2 separate regions of the Mus musculus genome follow, and region 1 is linked to region 2. A link is a loop called in an ENCODE intact Hi-C map of the cell type or tissue named here. Cell type or tissue: left cerebral cortex. All regions are shown on one strand.

Region 1 (8,000 bases), 270 kb before region 2:
TTGAACACACTATGAAGCAGGCTGTGATGATTGGCGCAGGGGTACGGACCTCAGCTGAGTCATGGGAGCTGAATGTATGTGTTTTGCCTCTGTCCTGCATGTGGCAGGCTGTTGGCATTCACATACATGAGACTGTTGCCTTAATCTGAGCCTGTTCTTCATAATGGAGATTTAGAGCAGACTGAGTCAGGCTTTAAGAGGAGATTAGGCTAAGCCCAGGCTACTAGCTCTTCTAACCTGCAGTGTAGGGTAGATTCCCTCCGTGGGGGATATAACTAGCACTTCTAAATCGGCTGCATCTCAGATTTACCTGTTGAATTTGTGCACCCAGATTGGGAGCTAGTGGAGCCCACAGGAATTGAAAAAGTTTGAATAGTTGACTTGTAGGTCACGTAGCTTCTGAACCCGAGAAAAGGATAGCTTGCTTTGTCTAGCTGCCACTTGTTTTCTGTCAGCAGTCATCTGTTCTCTTCTTCCACAGGAAAATGTTGGAACTCTTCAAAAAGCACAAGAAGATTCCCAGGTAAGTTGAGGGCCTCAGCTGGTACAGGCTTGAGTTAGTCACATGGGCTTTGACTCTTGGGTGCGTGGTTGGAATTTCTTCACATGCCTAAACCCTCCAGTTAGGCAGGCAAGCAGTTTCTCTCCTGCCATTCAGGGCATTGTAAGCCATCCTTTTCTCTATTCAGTGATCATTTTGAGAAGGGGGTGGGGTGGGGGGGTGGAATATAGAATGTTATCCTCTATCTTTTGTCCAAAGTTAATGAGAATTTGATTAATATATTCTGAATCTCGTCTATAAATATTTGACTAAAAGTTATTAAGTTTGGTACACTGGAGAAATGGCTCACCTTGCTGCTTTTCCTAAGGTTTAGTTCTCAGCACCCACATGGAGGCTCACAACCGTTTCTAACTCCAATTCCAGGGGGTCAGCACTGGCCTCTGTGGACATATGGTACACCTACGTACATGAAGACTCTTGGATATATAAGTCTGCAGTAGAAAAGTGCATTGGGTACAGTTCAGTTTTGCCTTCTTTTATACAGAAATGAATTGCTGGAGGAATTCATGGACACAGCGAAAGCATCCGGTAGCACTGCTCTGGCCATTGAGGTTGTAAAGCTGGCAAGTGCCTTCAGCTTGCCTATTGGGGAGAGCCTTGCCCAAAGAGTAGTGATGGATTTCACAGTTGACCCAGAACAAAAGTAAGTCTATCTCCTCTTCTGGTGCTTATAGCATTCTCTCCTGCTTCCCTTACAAAGCCAGGGTTTGGTGGGTGATGTAATGCCTGTTTGCTCTGTTACAGGCTTCATCATAAACATTTGGTTTTTGGAATTTTTTCTTTGTTCTCATAATAGTTCAGTGCAGTTTGGGGGATCCTTTTTCTGCTTTGAAAACTGCTATGACTGTGTATAATCAAAGATGCCAAACACCCTGACCCTGTGAGCTGAAGTGTGGTATCATTTCTCTTCCTTACAGAGAAGCCCTGGGTAACCTCACTGAACTGAACAGTAGCGATGGAGAAAGCAGCAGTGACAGTGACAGTGACGACAAATGAGAGAGAGAGGTGGCTCACAATAGCTGCTGGAATGTTAGAAGTGGTAAAAATAAACAGATACAGGGCTGGGATCCAATATAAGCTCTGTATTGTATTGTACTGGCCTAAACCTAAGACCCTGGGGTTCATCTGCAGTACCGCTAAGATGCACATCTGGCCAGTTTTTTGCCAAGACAGCAACAAGCATTGTGAAGTCTGACTTTTGGAGAAGAACAAATTCCACATAAACACACTGTTTGCAGGCCTCATTCCTACTACGCCCATCATGTTAGAACCCACAGGCCCTTGCTGCCTACCTGCTCTGTGATGTGTGGTCCTTTGGCCTAGAGACAAGGATTCAAACTGGTTTTCATGGAGATGGGTTATTACTGTTGAGTTGATCGTATCCCGTTTTGAGAGTACTTAAAAAGATGGATGCTCTTAGAACTAATTAAATCAGAAGCAAGCTACTGGTTTAGGCTGCCCAGATGGTAAAGTCATTAAATAAAGCAATTGTGTTATTTTTAAAAATCTAATTCTTTGTAAGCGTGTACATATTCACATGGATGCCAGAGAACAATGGTTATTTCTTCAGACAGGCCTTGAGACTGCAGGTTCAGTTAGACTGGTTGGCCAGCTCTGGGAATCCACCTAAGTTTCATACATACACAGTTTGTCATCTTCTAACTAGAATACTCAAAAATTTTAGGGACGATTTGTACAGCTCTTGGAATAGAATACCCAAGAATGTTTAGGGGATAGGAGTGGTACAGCTCTTGCCTAAGATGATGAGGTCATCCATTTCCACCCCACTGCCACAAAACATTTTGGTCTGTGTGGGCACTTTATAAGTAAGTATTCAAAGAGATCTGGAGGGCTAGTAATGACAAAAGGATATGAAATGTCGTAACAGTATGTTGCCACTGAGCAACTTGGTGTGCTTCTTGTAAATGATACTAATGGAAAGGAGTTACAAATTTGCGGTTTGCAGGGTTCACCAGCCCATGCACTCACTCCTCCCAGGTTTTGCACTGAGAAGCAGCTTCATCTGCCCTGCCTGCATCCATGGTTACAGATACGTGCGGTATTTTTATCTATTCTCATGCTAGGGCCCAGTCTTCATCTTCAAAAACTTTGACACTCTTGTCCTACTCACCTACAAAACAGGATCTTAAGGCATTGGAGTGATGTGGGGTTGAGGGGTAGATGGAATGCCAGTTGACTAATTACCCACAAAGCAATTTTGGTAAGGAACAGAGGGCAAATTAGGATAAACTGGCTGCCAGAAAGGCTATCACCTCTGCCCATTGGCATCTGTACCTGTGGGTGGCAGTGCCTTTGTGGCATTTCTGCAATGCCTCTTCTCACCCAGGACTTAACATTGGTTTGAAGCCAGATGAAGAAAACCCTTGGGTGTGAATATGTAAAGGACTTTCTAATCCACTTGATATGTGTAACTTTAACATCTTAACAAACCATTACTGAGCATGAACTCAACTGAGAATGATTAGGGTTTACCTATATAATATCAGCTGTTTGTGTTTGTCTTATCATAGTCTTTCATCTCCATTATTAAGCTATACATTTTCTGTGCCAAAGTTAACCACCACTCTTAATTTTTACTGTCTCAGCTATGCCTTGAGTTTTATCTTTGTCTCAATTCTGTGCTTAGTTTTTGCTGCTTCATTGGTTTCCATTCCTTGTTCATCAGATTGCACAAATTCTTACAGAACTCTTAATGTTGGCCATTTCATAGTGTATGAATCTCTTTAAGTGATCTGTTTGCTGTAGATCTACATACAACCCACCACACTACTCTAGCACCACATTCCTAAGTGATACTTAATTAAATGGGTTTTTGCTACTCTGGGACCCCTTATTTTCACTTGTCTATTTTTAGACTTATTTAGACATTTCCACTGAACCCAGTGCTGGCTGGGAAGGGCAAGCAAGCCACCTCAGCATCCTGAATGCCAAGATGACAGCTGTGTGACACCATACCCGGCTTTGGTATTGTGCTTGTATGGGAAGATTTTCTTGAAATTTGAAACAGGGTTTCTCTGTGTAGACCAGGCTGACCTTGAATTTACAGAGATCTGCCTATCCTTGCCTCCCAAATGTTGGGATTCAAGGCGTGTGCCACCATCTGGCTCAATTCATGATTTGGGATAAATTTTGGTATTACAGTTCACATCCAATAGAGTTAGAATCAAAGGTTAGATTTTTCTTTAGACATTCTCAATATGTCTACCCTTGAACTCAGATCCACCTGCTTCTGCCTCCTTCAATCCTGGGATTAAAGGCACAAACTACTACACTTAGCTCAGAACTGAGGTTTGAGAAGCCTTGGAAAGTGAGCGGATATGTTGCTTCAAAGAGTTATCAGCAGTGACATGCAAGCAACTATATTAAAAAGCAGCAGCCTTTATAAGACTGGGGGCTCTAGTGATGGAACTAATTGATACAACACACCTAGTATGCATGAGATCATGTTTAATTCCCCGGCAGTGCAAAGCACATTGGGACAGGCTCTAGCTGGCCAACCTGTAACAAGACCAGAGAAACCATGGGAGAAAGGACTGCAAACCACAGAAGCCACAAGAGGGCACTTGATCCATTGGAGCTGCAGTTGTAGGTAAGCTGGGAACCTGTAGTAGCCAGAGCAGCAAGCACTCAGAACTGCTAAGTCATCTCTCTAGTCCCTTAGTATGGACTACATGCCACCTACGCTACCAAGACCCCACTGGTCTAAAAATCTTGTGTGGAGCCAGGTGACAGTGGTGCATACTTTTAATTCCAGCAGAGGTAGGAGCAGGCATATCTCTGAGTTCAAGGCCAACCTAGGCTACAGTTTTCCATGACTGACTGAGACACAAAGGAACCCTGTCTCAAACAAAAAAAAATTTTTTTTCTTTTAACCATAGTTGCTATAAAACCCCTATACTCAGCATGAGGTCAAGAGGAAATATATTCAAGATTGTTCTATCTGTGGTTTTGTGGTCTTGTATAACTTCCCTTTCCTTTTTGTTATTTGTTTTGGAAAGTGTTTTTCTTCAAACCCCAGGGATTGAAACCTCTTTAGGGGTTTAGAGTACCAGAATCTCTTAATAAAGCAGATTAAGATCCAAACCTGGGCTGGTGAGATGGCTCAGTGGGTAAGAGCACCTGACTGCTCTTCCGAAGGTCCAGAGTTCAAATCCCAGCAACCACATGGTGGCTCACAACCATCTGTAACAAGATCTGACGCCCTCTTCTGGAGTGTCTGAAGACAGCTACAGTGTACTTACATATAATAAATAAATAAATCTTTAAAAAAAAAAAAAAAAAGATCCAAACCTATTGCCTAAAACTGATCACAGATTGCTCTGTGTACCAAGATAGTGAAAGCAGCATTACTGCTAGAAACATTGATCAGGATAATGGAGATATCGCTCGCTCTGTGTGCTGACTTTATAGAATGGTTGTCTTTAAAGGTAGTTTTACCAGAGAAAAGGGTATATTGTCATGTGAAGGACATGGTTAAAACCTGCCAGACTCAGTAAAACATATTAAAGAGTACTACACACCTGACCCTGACCTGGACTTTTCCAAGGATTCAGAAAGAGTAAAGGTTATTTACTTCTAAGGAGCTCAACCTTGTATCAATGGGATGCACTCTCATAGTTATGTCCCCTCTACTAGATATTACTTTGTAACCATCCAGAACTGTTTAAACTTCACCTTCTCCCTGCCTCCTATATGCCTCAAACTGCAAGAAGCCTGGACCACTGAACCACATGAAGATAGGCTTCCTACCAGTCAAGCCTTTTTATTTGCCTTTTATATTAATGGAGATGACCTGTTCTTCTGTACTGAGTTCAAGCGAGTTACTTTGAAACTGGTAGGATTACTCATTTGGGATTTGAAGACTGCTTTTATCCAGAACCTGTTGAGAGAACAAAGGATGTAAGTTAACTCAGTGTACTGTGTTAAAAGATTTCTAAAGATTCTACTGCAGGTTAATTACTGATTTGGGAACTCAAAAAAAATCGTTGAAGCAGAGTTCCAGGGCTACAGAGAGAACCCCTTCTTGAAAAAAAAAAAATCATTGAGGCAAAAGCCTGCATTCTGTTTAGGAGCATGGCATAGCTCATTGGTTTTCATCTGCTGGCTTTTCCCCTCCCCTGCCCCCCTGGGGGGAAAATAAGGTCTAGTCCAAAGGATTTCTGATTTTCCTATTGCCAGCTCCATAGCTAGGGTCAGTCATCCCCACTACACCCAGTTTGAATGCTCCCCCAGCAATCAGGATGAGGTGTGAGGTGAGTGAACCAAGGTGAGGCCCACAATGGCCCAGCTCAGCTTCCTGTCCATCAATTCCAAGTGGCATTAGCATGCTTTTATTTGCAGTTTAAAGGAGATGCTTTCATGAAGCCGATTATGTCCATCCTGACAGCGGGGCACTTTAAACTCTACAGTGTGAGCCTTGCAGCTTCCATTTCCTTGAAATGGAGTAAGAACTCAAAACTCCTTTTTCACTTTAGCAATTACTGAGAACATCTGAACAAGCCATGAGCAAGACAAAGACAGGGCTAAGCAGGAGTTTCCTTCTTTTTCAATATAATAAAGGTACTCTGTGAAAGCCAGAGGCTAGGAAGACAGCTCAGGCTGTGCAGTGCAGCATCAGAACCTGGACCACATCCCTGGAACCCACTCAATAGCATGTGCTTGCAACACTGGCCATCCAACCTAGTCTACTTGAGTTTCAGACCAGTAAAGACTCCCAAAAACCAACTGGAGGACATGCACACACATACAGAAAAAAAAAATTCTCAAGTCTACATTACTTTGATTCAGAACTAAAACGATCCATTGTTTTGGTGAGCTTGAAGAATTACATCGTTTATGTCCTCCCCCACCCCGGTAGGGGTTGTTGACACAGTATCTGTGTAGCCCAGTCTGGCCTGACTTGATTGTAAGTAAGCATGAACCACAATGGCCCAGCTCGGCAAACACGTTTTAAGTATTAGAAATTAATGTACTTCTGAGATTTTATCCTATCCTTAGAGATGGAGTAGTTATTAGGTAGTACTCCATTGCCTTCGAGTAAAATCTTTATAGCCTCACGCCAGGTAGCCCACTGCCTCTATCCTCAGAAACAGGGCAATCCACATGCAGGTGCTCCAAATGGAGATAGAGTGTGAACAATAGCCCAGGGTGAACAGTGTATAGCAAACCAAAGGACAAGGTCAGAACTGTGCAACGAGATGGGCAACATACCCATATTGAGAGGCTGCGGCTATGCAATTATAGAAATACAATGCAGAAAACTGCTTTCGTGCTTTCTGGTTATGTTGCTCAACTGCAAAGTCCTCAACAACAACAACAAATGTAAAAACTGGCAAGATGTTGTAGTGATGGTAGTCTTCAGAGTGTAAGAATTTGTTACTATGTCTGCATTATGGCAACTATGACAAACTGGGATTCACAGGCAGTCTGGCTGAAACCGGAAAAAACATTTTCAATCCCTTTCTTCAGATTCCAGGCTCATGAGCTTCAGGTACTGGGAAGCAGCACCACAGCAGGAATGAGAGTGGTGGCTCGAGAACTGAGGTAGAGATGCATGTGTGCTGGACCCCAGCACAACAAACAACTTTTCCTGTGGGAGGCAGACTGTTTCCTGTGCCTCTCAATCGCTGAGTGCTAGATTCCCAACTATAAACACACTGGCATTTATTTGGCTTCTGCATCACTCCTGATTGTGACTGTCAGGAGGGGACCCATTCACCCAAAGCAGCAGGTCCTGGACTTCATTCAGGTTACCCAGCTCACAGACCCAAACTGTGGCCACAAGTTCCTACCACTGATGCTGCTTCTCAAGGAAGCTTCCTGCTCACACAACAAACTGGAAATGGCAGCTTTGAAAAGGGATAGAGTACTCAGTTTTCATTGTGTTGCTTTATTCAGTTTGCTCCAAGGGCAGAATCAATAGTAGGGATCACAAACATTATTTTGAGTGGCTCACAAGCCTGATCAGTAAAACCTAAAAAACAGGAAGTGTTACACAAGTTGCAAATAAAGCCTCCTGGAGTTCATTGGCATGATAGCAGTGTAAGGACGGTAAATGCAACAGGTGTTAACATCTCACACAGGACTTGGAACCTGCTCACTTCTGGACAATTCTGGGACCCTTGTTGCAAACCCTGCAGATACCAATGCTGATTTTCTTTGATATGAAATATGACATTACACAACTCTTCCTAGGCCTTACTCTTGCTGCACTTGAGTGGTTCCTATTCCTACGGCGCTGGCGTATGCAGTCAGGATCTCCACTATCTGCTTAGTTTCTAGGGTCATTCGGGCCTCCTTCAGCCAGTCCTGTGCCACTCTTCTGGACTCCCCTTTGAGCTGATTGACAAACTTTGCTGCCAGCTCCAGGTCACCATGCTCAATACAATAGGAGGCATATGAGAGCAATTTAAATGTA
Region 2 (8,000 bases):
GGTAAATGATATGTTTCTTCCCTGTGATAAAAATATGAGAATGACTAGAAATTTCCCCCTGCGGGCTGGTATACATTTTTATTAACATTTTAATGCTGCAGGGACTCCATACTCTGACTTAAAATGGGTTAAATCTTTTTTTTGGTGATTTCTTTGTCTTCATATTGTTGCTGTCTTTGTACCTGTGCTCTCACACAGGTAGTTCAAGTATATGTCGTTATGTTGTGTCATCCCTACCCCCTGTGTTCAACACTGAGCAGTTTGTAAGGTTAGGCCTTGGCGTACTCAGTTTTCAACCTAAGTGCTCTTAGTGCAGAGAAGATGGTACACCATGGTTCCTACTTCCAAGTTGAACTTTCCTAATCCAAAAGTTCATAACTGTTTTAAATTCAGAAACTGTTTGAGCCACCAACAAGATACCCCAAGTGGAAAAGTGGACTCTGACTTCAAGTGGTAGAGTTGTACTAGCCGTGTAGGCACACTAAGAAACATGTGAATTGTGTTTGGTCTTGGGTCCCATCCCAAGCCATCTCAATTAAGTATATGCAGTAGTCAAGCCCCAAGCCAGCAAATTGCCAGCACTAGTCATAAGCATTTTGGGTAAGGATTATTCACCGTATACTGTCAGTAGATGTCCATTCTAATAAGGGCATCGTAATCAGAAGTGCTGCTACTATGATTAGAAGATCAAAAGGACCGCAGCACGTCAGAAGGTCCAGAGCTCTTACAGGAAGGTAACCTTTGACACCTGACTTGTTACTACTTAAAAACGTCAGTGTGGATTTTATAAAGTTATTTAAACCCTTGAAATGAACAACAAACTCCATTCAGAAAAAAGCAAAACAACTACAGTGTCAGCGAGGTGGCTCAGTTGGGTAAAGATGTCTGCTGCCAAGCCTGATGACCCAGAAGCCACATGTTGGTGGGAGACTGATTCCCTTGTTGTCCTTTGAGCTCTAGGTGTGCTGAGATGCATGACAGCACAACCAGACCCACACTAATGTGAGAGGCTTCTGACAGCAGAAGGCAGAATGGTTAGGTTGACTGGTGAATCTTTTTTGTCTAGTGTTGGTTAAAATAGAGAAATCCTTTGCCTAGGGATTCTTCCAACCCAGCTTTGTCATTCTTGAGGTTCAGGTTAGATAGAGCAGTTAGTTTGCATAAAGTTAATTACGTAAAATACATAGTTTCTTAGGAGTTATGTAATTCCCAAGAGAAAGTGAATATTCATAACCACGTATCTGTTCTATTTATGCTTTTTGAGTCATCAGTCCTCACAGCTCGTTTTTGAAGCAAGTCATTTTAGTTTCTGTGAAGAGGCAGTGAAAATCCTAGTTGAGTAAACACGTGGCAGGTACCTGAGTAGGCTGCGGAGTTGAGCTTTATCTCTGCAGTGCAGCTGCCCCTTACTTATCTGGACTAGAATGGGGTCAGCAGCCAACTAGGATCGCTGCGTTGTGCCCACTGCAGTTACCTGTGGAAACAGAAAGACTCTGGAAAAGGATTCTGTTCCCTTGCTTTGCTTAGGGGCTGCAAAGGCAAAAGCCACCTACAATCAAGTACCTGTCTTTGTGTTCAGTTTGGCACCTCAGAAATGTGCTTTGGCACCGGGCAGTGGTGGCGCACGCCTTTAATCCCGGCACTTGGGAGGCAGAGGCAGGTGGATTTCTGAGTTCGAAGCCAGCCTGGTCTACAGAGTGAGTTCCAAGACAGCCAGGGCTGTCTCTAAAAACCAAAACAAAAAAGACAAAAAAAAAAAAAAAAAACCCAGAAATGTGCTTTGGCGCTTTTTCTCTTCTCTCTACCTAAGAGATTGCTGTCCTTATTAAGCTCCATTTGGACAGTTTAATGTAATGACCTGTCCTTTTAAGCCAGGTCAAATAAAATAAGCTTTGGATTTCACCCACCTATATATAATATGTGGATACCTGGCCAACTCTAAAAAGATGGTGTCTTTCAGTATCTGAGTAATTAAAATTGTATCACTGCTTCTATTTTTTTGTGTTACAGGATATTTGATTATTGTATGTAGAAAACCTAATTGTAAAATATAAAAAGCTTAGTTAGTCTGATACAGTTGGGTGTGTCCCAGAGAGAAGCAATTTGGGTGTGCCTCTAAAAGTCTTCATAGAAAAGAATGCTAAAGAATGGAAATTTCCTGCCTATTTTAAGGCAAATTGCTTGGGGGAACTTAGGGAGAGTTCTGGTCTTTATGACTGGAGGCAAAAATTTGCTGGATGGCCTGGAGCTGCCCCTCCTTATAGGTGAAATGGTTTGGCCCCTACTGCCTTGGCTTAGAGCCCCCTCTCTCACCCACCCCCCACCCCACCATAAAGGTGACTCAGTCCAGCCTGCCAAGGGTGTAGGGGAGGAGCTAGAGACTTCTTTTGTAACAGTTGGACCTTTGAGATCTTTCTGGCCTTGGCTCTCCCTCTATGTTTTGGGGGGACTGGAAGAACATCATGGAAGGAGCTCCTGGTAAGAAACAGCCATTGGTCGGGGCACAAGGTGAAGCAGTCTGCTAGGAAAGAGCTAAGGAGGCCTCTCAGGTTTGAAGGAACTTAAGAGAAAGACTGACTCCATAGAATGACACAGATAGGAAGATTTCTAAAGAGCTAGCAGCTTAGTTGTAGTTGTAGCATCAGGCTTGTAATTAGATATTTTGTATATAGTTAAGAAAGTTATCTCGATGAACTATCATGTTTTTAATCTTAAAGACACCTGTGTTTTAATTAGTATAAATATTAGTTAAACTGTTACATACTACAATTTTTCCCTCTTTTGCTCTCTTTCACTCATAATATAAATGTTCATTGGAGTGAGGACTGACAGCATTGTTTAGCACTTTATAGTGTGCTTTTGTTTTGAGTTTATTTTTGTCTAAGAACTCATATACCCCAACTCCTTCTGGACCCCTAGGGAAGGTCTTTTTCTGTGAGACACTTCCGAAGTCTCTTGGGGTATGGATGTTCTCCTGCGTTATTTGGGTGACCACAGTAACTGATTCTCTTTGTTGCTGTGACAGTTCTACCTTTTCCTTTAGAAACTACATTAACATTCCCTTTTATAATTCTTATGCCAATTACCATTGACACAACATAGAACCTGAGTTTACTTAGGGTTTTGTTTTTTTGTTTTTTTGTTTGTTTTTTGAGACAGGGTTTCTCTGTATAGCCCTGGCTGTCCTGGAACTCACTTTGTGAACCAGGCTGGCCTCAAACTCAGAAATCCGCCTGCCTCTGCCTCCCAAGTGCTGGGATTAAAGGCGTGTGCCACCACGCCCGGCTAGGGTTTTGTTTTTAACCAGTGCTCTTAATCCTATAAAAGGAGGTTGCACATGCACCAAGGGTAAGGCAGGTGATCCCTCGGGAAGGCATTTATAAAATAGCTTTTACTTTGTGGACTAGGAGGAAAACAATTAGGTTCTTATTTTGAATAGCTTTTGATAAGGTTGTTTTATGAAAAATATTTTAACTAGTTTTTTGAGCATGCAGATGGATCAACAGAGCTGTCTTTTGCAGAGGCAGGCCTGTGGGCGTAACCGAACCCTGCAGTGACTGTACTGAGTTTGATTTAGAGGAGGTCTCCTGGCAGGTTGCTTTCAACTAGCCTGTAGTTGTAAATCTGGCTGTTGAATTTGGTGGTTTGGTTGGCCACATTTTTGTTGTTTGTTTCTTTGTTTACAAAGATCAGAACTTTGCTAGTTGTTGCTTTGATTATCTTTTCTTGGACTATTTTTCAGAAATTTTAGCTGAACCAAAAATAGAAGTGTCTTTACTTTGGGAATGTTGACTCTTACTTTCCTAGAATTAAGCCAAATATTGATGTTCTATTCAGAGATGTGAAAATTTTATTTCCACTTTCTTACTTTCCTAGCCCCAGCCCGGAAGTCAGTTTTGACAGACCCAGATAAAGTCAGGAAGCTGCAGCAGAGCGGAGAGGCCTTTGTTCAGGATGACTCCTGTGTTAACATCGTGGCACAGCTGCCCAAGTGTCGGGAGTGTCGACTAGACAGCCTGCGCAAGGATAAGGACCAGCAGAAGGACTCTCCTGTGTTTTGTCGCTTTTTCCACTTCAGGAGGTAAGGCATTTGTTAGGAAAGACTAAGGTAGTCTGGTCTCTGCATACTTTTTCTTCTCAACAGGACATCTAGAATATAGAAATTATATTTTTTGTGTTTGATAATGTAGACTTTTCTGTATCTTATTCTGTATCTTATTCTTTTACGCTTTTCCTCATACACCCCAGGCTAGCCTCAAACTGTGTATAGCCAAGGATGACCTCAAACTCCCAGTCTTTCTATCTCTGGTTCCAGAGTACTGGGATTTCCAGGCATGTGAAACCACACTTGACTTAATAAGGTGCTGAGAAGAGAATCTAGTGCATGCTAAACCTAAGCATTCTACAAACTAATTTAAATCCCCAGACCTCTGTATATGTATTTATATACTGAGCTAAATCCCCAGCCCTCTTTATATATACTAAGCTAAACCCCCAACTCCTTTTTATATATATAGCAAAAAACATATTAAAAGTACAAACTTTTCAGATAGTTTTCATAGAAAAATACCCAGGTAATTTTAATGTTTTGGTCAGGAAGTTTGTTTGGGCACACTTAATTGGTGTATTGTATAAGCTGTTTTGAATCTTCACCAAAGTATAAGAAGGAGTATCCATCTTCTGCAAATATTTTGGATTTCTGTACCGTATGCATTAGAATTATTATATAGCACTGTGTCTCAGGTGATCAGTTTGTTGCACACACCTCTGACCCTGTATTCTGATGGGATGTCTAGCAGTAGCATTGCTGGGTCAGGTGTATGCTAAGGTTCTCCTGCCAGACTGCCCTGCAGAAAGGGTGCTCTTTTGCCCTTCACGGAGGGGCGTGTGTATAATTTCTTGTTTTCTTTTTTATTTTCTTCCATTCAAATTTGTTCACATCATGTTATTTGTTGACTTTTCTCTTTGTGTGTTGCACTCCTATTTAAATTAGATTAATTACAATTATTAAGTACATTTGTCAGTACTCCAGTGAGATAAAGTAGACACGGTCACTGTTTGCTTCAGTGAACCCTACAGTAACCAGAAGAAATAAATCATTAATAAACTGATGTTTAAAAATAGACAAAAAGAATATGTAGCAGAAGATGGCCTAGTCGGCCATCAATGGGAAGAGAGGCCCTTGGTCTTGCGAAGATCATAAGTCCCAGTACAGGGGAGTGCCAGGACCAGGAAGTGGGAGTGGGTGGGTTGGGGAGCAGGGCAGGGGGAGGGTATAAGGGACTTTTGGGATAGCATTTGAAACGTAAATGAAGAAAATATCTAATAAAAAAATGGGAAAAAAAGTAAACAAAAAGAAATAAAATTGCTGCTTTTCCCAAACCAGTATGTTAACAATGTTCTCCTCGCACAGATTGTTAACAATTAAAAATAATTTATACAGCTTCACTAGAATGACAGTTTTATAACAGAAGTGTCAGAAAAATTAATTGCCCTAGGAGTATAGATAATATATCAGTATCTAATAGCTTGACAGCTGTTTATAATTTAAGTTTTAAAGTCCTCTTCACCTTCACTTCTGATTGCTGTCTCTTACTCTACCAGTCATATTATCTTACTTTTCCCATTAGTGTATATTCCCACTGTACAAGCACATGAATTTATGATGTCCTTATCATACTTGTGTGAAAATGCTATGCTTTTCTCCTGATCCCTCCCTCATTTCCCTTTATTTAGTCCCTCCCACTTCACAAAGAATCCCTTTTTGGCTGGCCTTTTTTTTTTTTTTTTTTTTTTTTAATGTTTGCAATTTTATAGAGAAACTTGCATGTTTTTATTGTGTTGTTTAAAAAATAAAGATTCATTTTATTCCAATCCTTTGTCTAAAGTGAAGCAACTTTGCTTTCTGTTTTGAGACACGATGTTCTGCATATAAGCAAAGCTTACATAGTACAGTTTTTTTTTTTTTAAAGATTTATTTATTTATTTATTTATTATATGTAAGTACACTGTAGCTGTTTTCAGACACTCCAGAAGAGGGAGTCAGATCTCGTGATCGGATGGTTGTGAGCCACCATGTGGTTGCTGGGATTTGAACTCCTGACCTGTGGAAGAGCAGTCGGGTGCTCTTACCCACTGAGCCATCTCACCAGCCCCCATAGTACAGTTTCTTAGATAGCAAGGGATTTCATGTTCAGCAAGTTCTTATAAGCAAGGGGTGCTCTTGTCTTCTTCTCATTGTCTTTGTCTATTAATCTAATTTAAAATATAGTTTTAGATGCAAGTTGAAAATTATTGCTGAGCTAGATTAAATGAACAGGCCATTTAGATCACACTTCTGTGTTTTATATCAACTTAATGCTTCCAGCTTCAAGTAAAATGTTAGGTTTTAAAAATATTCAAAACTGGGCTGGAGAGATGGCTCAATGGTTAAGAGCACTGACTGCTCTTCCGAAGGTCCCGAGTTCAATTCCCAGCAACCACATGGTGGCTCACAACCATCCGTAACGAGATCTGATGCCTTCTGGTGTGTCTGAAGACAGCAACAGTGTACTTACATATAATAATAAATAAATCTTTTAAAAAAATATTCAAAACTAATCTATAGCGCCGTCTCAAACCTTCCACATGTTAAGAGTGCGTTTTGAGAATATTCAGCCTGCCTATCTGTTTTTAGGTTCTGAGTTTCATCCTTTTTTTTTTTTTGACCACTTATTCTGTAAGACTTATTTGACTCTTCTGGGTGCCTTTTCCAAGATGTACCACTCACTTGAAAATACACTACATTCCTTGGGAAACTGCTTTAGGTAGTCAGGGAAGACTCAAAGAGAAAGAGCAGGGTCATGTAGCTGTCAGGGCTGAGTTTCATCTTAACATTGCCTTTGGAAAGACTTAGGAACTCACGCTCTAATGAGCCTCGAGGGTATGTGTGGACAGCAGACACCTTCAAATCTGTGAGGTCCTAGCTGCAGTGCTTCTAATAAGATGTCTCTCTTTCTGCTGTTGTTGGTTTACTTATTTTTACTTGTTACTGTCTTTGCTGTCAAGATCCAGTTCTAGGAGAGATTGTCTATGAAGGTTACATGATAAACTTGGGTCAAGTACAAAATACACATCTCTCTCATATACCCTATCTAGCCTGCCTTTTAAGAGAAAAACAGTGATTATTGTTTGTTTTACTTAGGTTTTTTTAAATCCTTCCAAGTGACTAGCAAGTCATTGTCTGCCATTAGCCATGGAGAGTACAGAAAAACAGGACAGGATTTATTGCCTGAAATAATATTTATGTGGTAATTAGAAGTTATTAATCAATCTTGTTGTTTTCCCACTTCCAGATTACAATTCAACAAGCATGGTGTGTTGCGGGTAGAAGGCTTCTTAACACCAAACAAGTATGACAGTGAAGCGATTGGCTTGTGGCTGCCTTTGACCAAAAATGTTGTGGGGACTGATTTGGACACAGCAAAATATATCCTGGCCAATATTGGAGACCACTTCTGTCAAATGGTGATTTCTGAGAAGGAAGCTATGTCGACTATTGAGCCACACAGTAAGAGCATCTCTTAGGGGGCAGGATGTGTGAGTCCTACTTGACCTCTGTTTCTTTCTGACACCTAAGTTGCATGGATTTTATTTTCACCAACATGGTGATACTATCGTGACATTGCAGTTTTCTTTTTATAGTAGGTTTCCCCTGAGATGTTCTGTCTAGAGTTTGTTGTGGAAGAGGTCTAAGGTGTAGCATCACCTTTTGGTTTGAAGGGTCAATGTGAGTTGTTAGTTGCATTTGCACAGCCTTAACCAGATATATAGGCTCACCAGAAGCTGGGATCAGACCTCGGGTTGATTACAACAAAAGATTCTTAATTCGTGGTACATAGTAAAGACGGTAAGACCAGCTAGGCATACCCTAAGCCTCCTGAGTCCCACAATGTCAGGCTAGGTTCCAGGCATTTGAATGGAACCAGCTCAGATGGAGTCAATTCTTCCCACATCCTGGT

What was found. Hi-C counts contacts between places; a loop is a spot of excess contacts. Peaks named below come from ENCODE experiments on the same cell type or tissue, not always from the same donor. Only the 100,000 strongest peaks of a DNase experiment are listed, where the experiment ranks them.
Region 1: it touches region 2 in a loop (2.8-fold over the local background); 9 of 42 quality-filtered maps call a loop at or near these places.

What each region holds. Positions count from the first base shown.
Region 1 is chr6:71,874,711-71,882,710 of GRCm38, reverse strand. Immt (inner membrane protein, mitochondrial) reads right to left here. Exons shown (of 15, transcript NM_001253681.1): 15 at 7,445-8,000. The coding sequence ends at 7,781. It overlaps Ptcd3 (pentatricopeptide repeat domain 3), which reads left to right. Exons shown (of 24, transcript NM_027275.3): 22 at 482-523; 23 at 1,047-1,205; 24 at 1,480-2,073. The coding sequence ends at 1,558. It overlaps Snord94 (a small nucleolar RNA gene), which reads left to right and starts at 18; the gene lies at 18-154. In left cerebral cortex, a CTCF peak has its summit at 4,144 (motif pointing right); a DNase peak (open chromatin) is centred at 4,137.
Region 2 is chr6:71,603,483-71,611,482 of GRCm38, reverse strand. Kdm3a (lysine (K)-specific demethylase 3A) reads left to right here. Exons shown (of 27, transcript NM_001038695.3): 12 at 3,877-4,081; 13 at 7,335-7,549. Among named protein-coding and RNA genes, the nearest start is that of Kdm3a, 25 kb to the left of the region's middle. In left cerebral cortex, no CTCF peak of the experiment used is centred here; DNase peaks (open chromatin) are centred at 1,303 and 3,526; H3K27ac peaks cover 1,942 bases.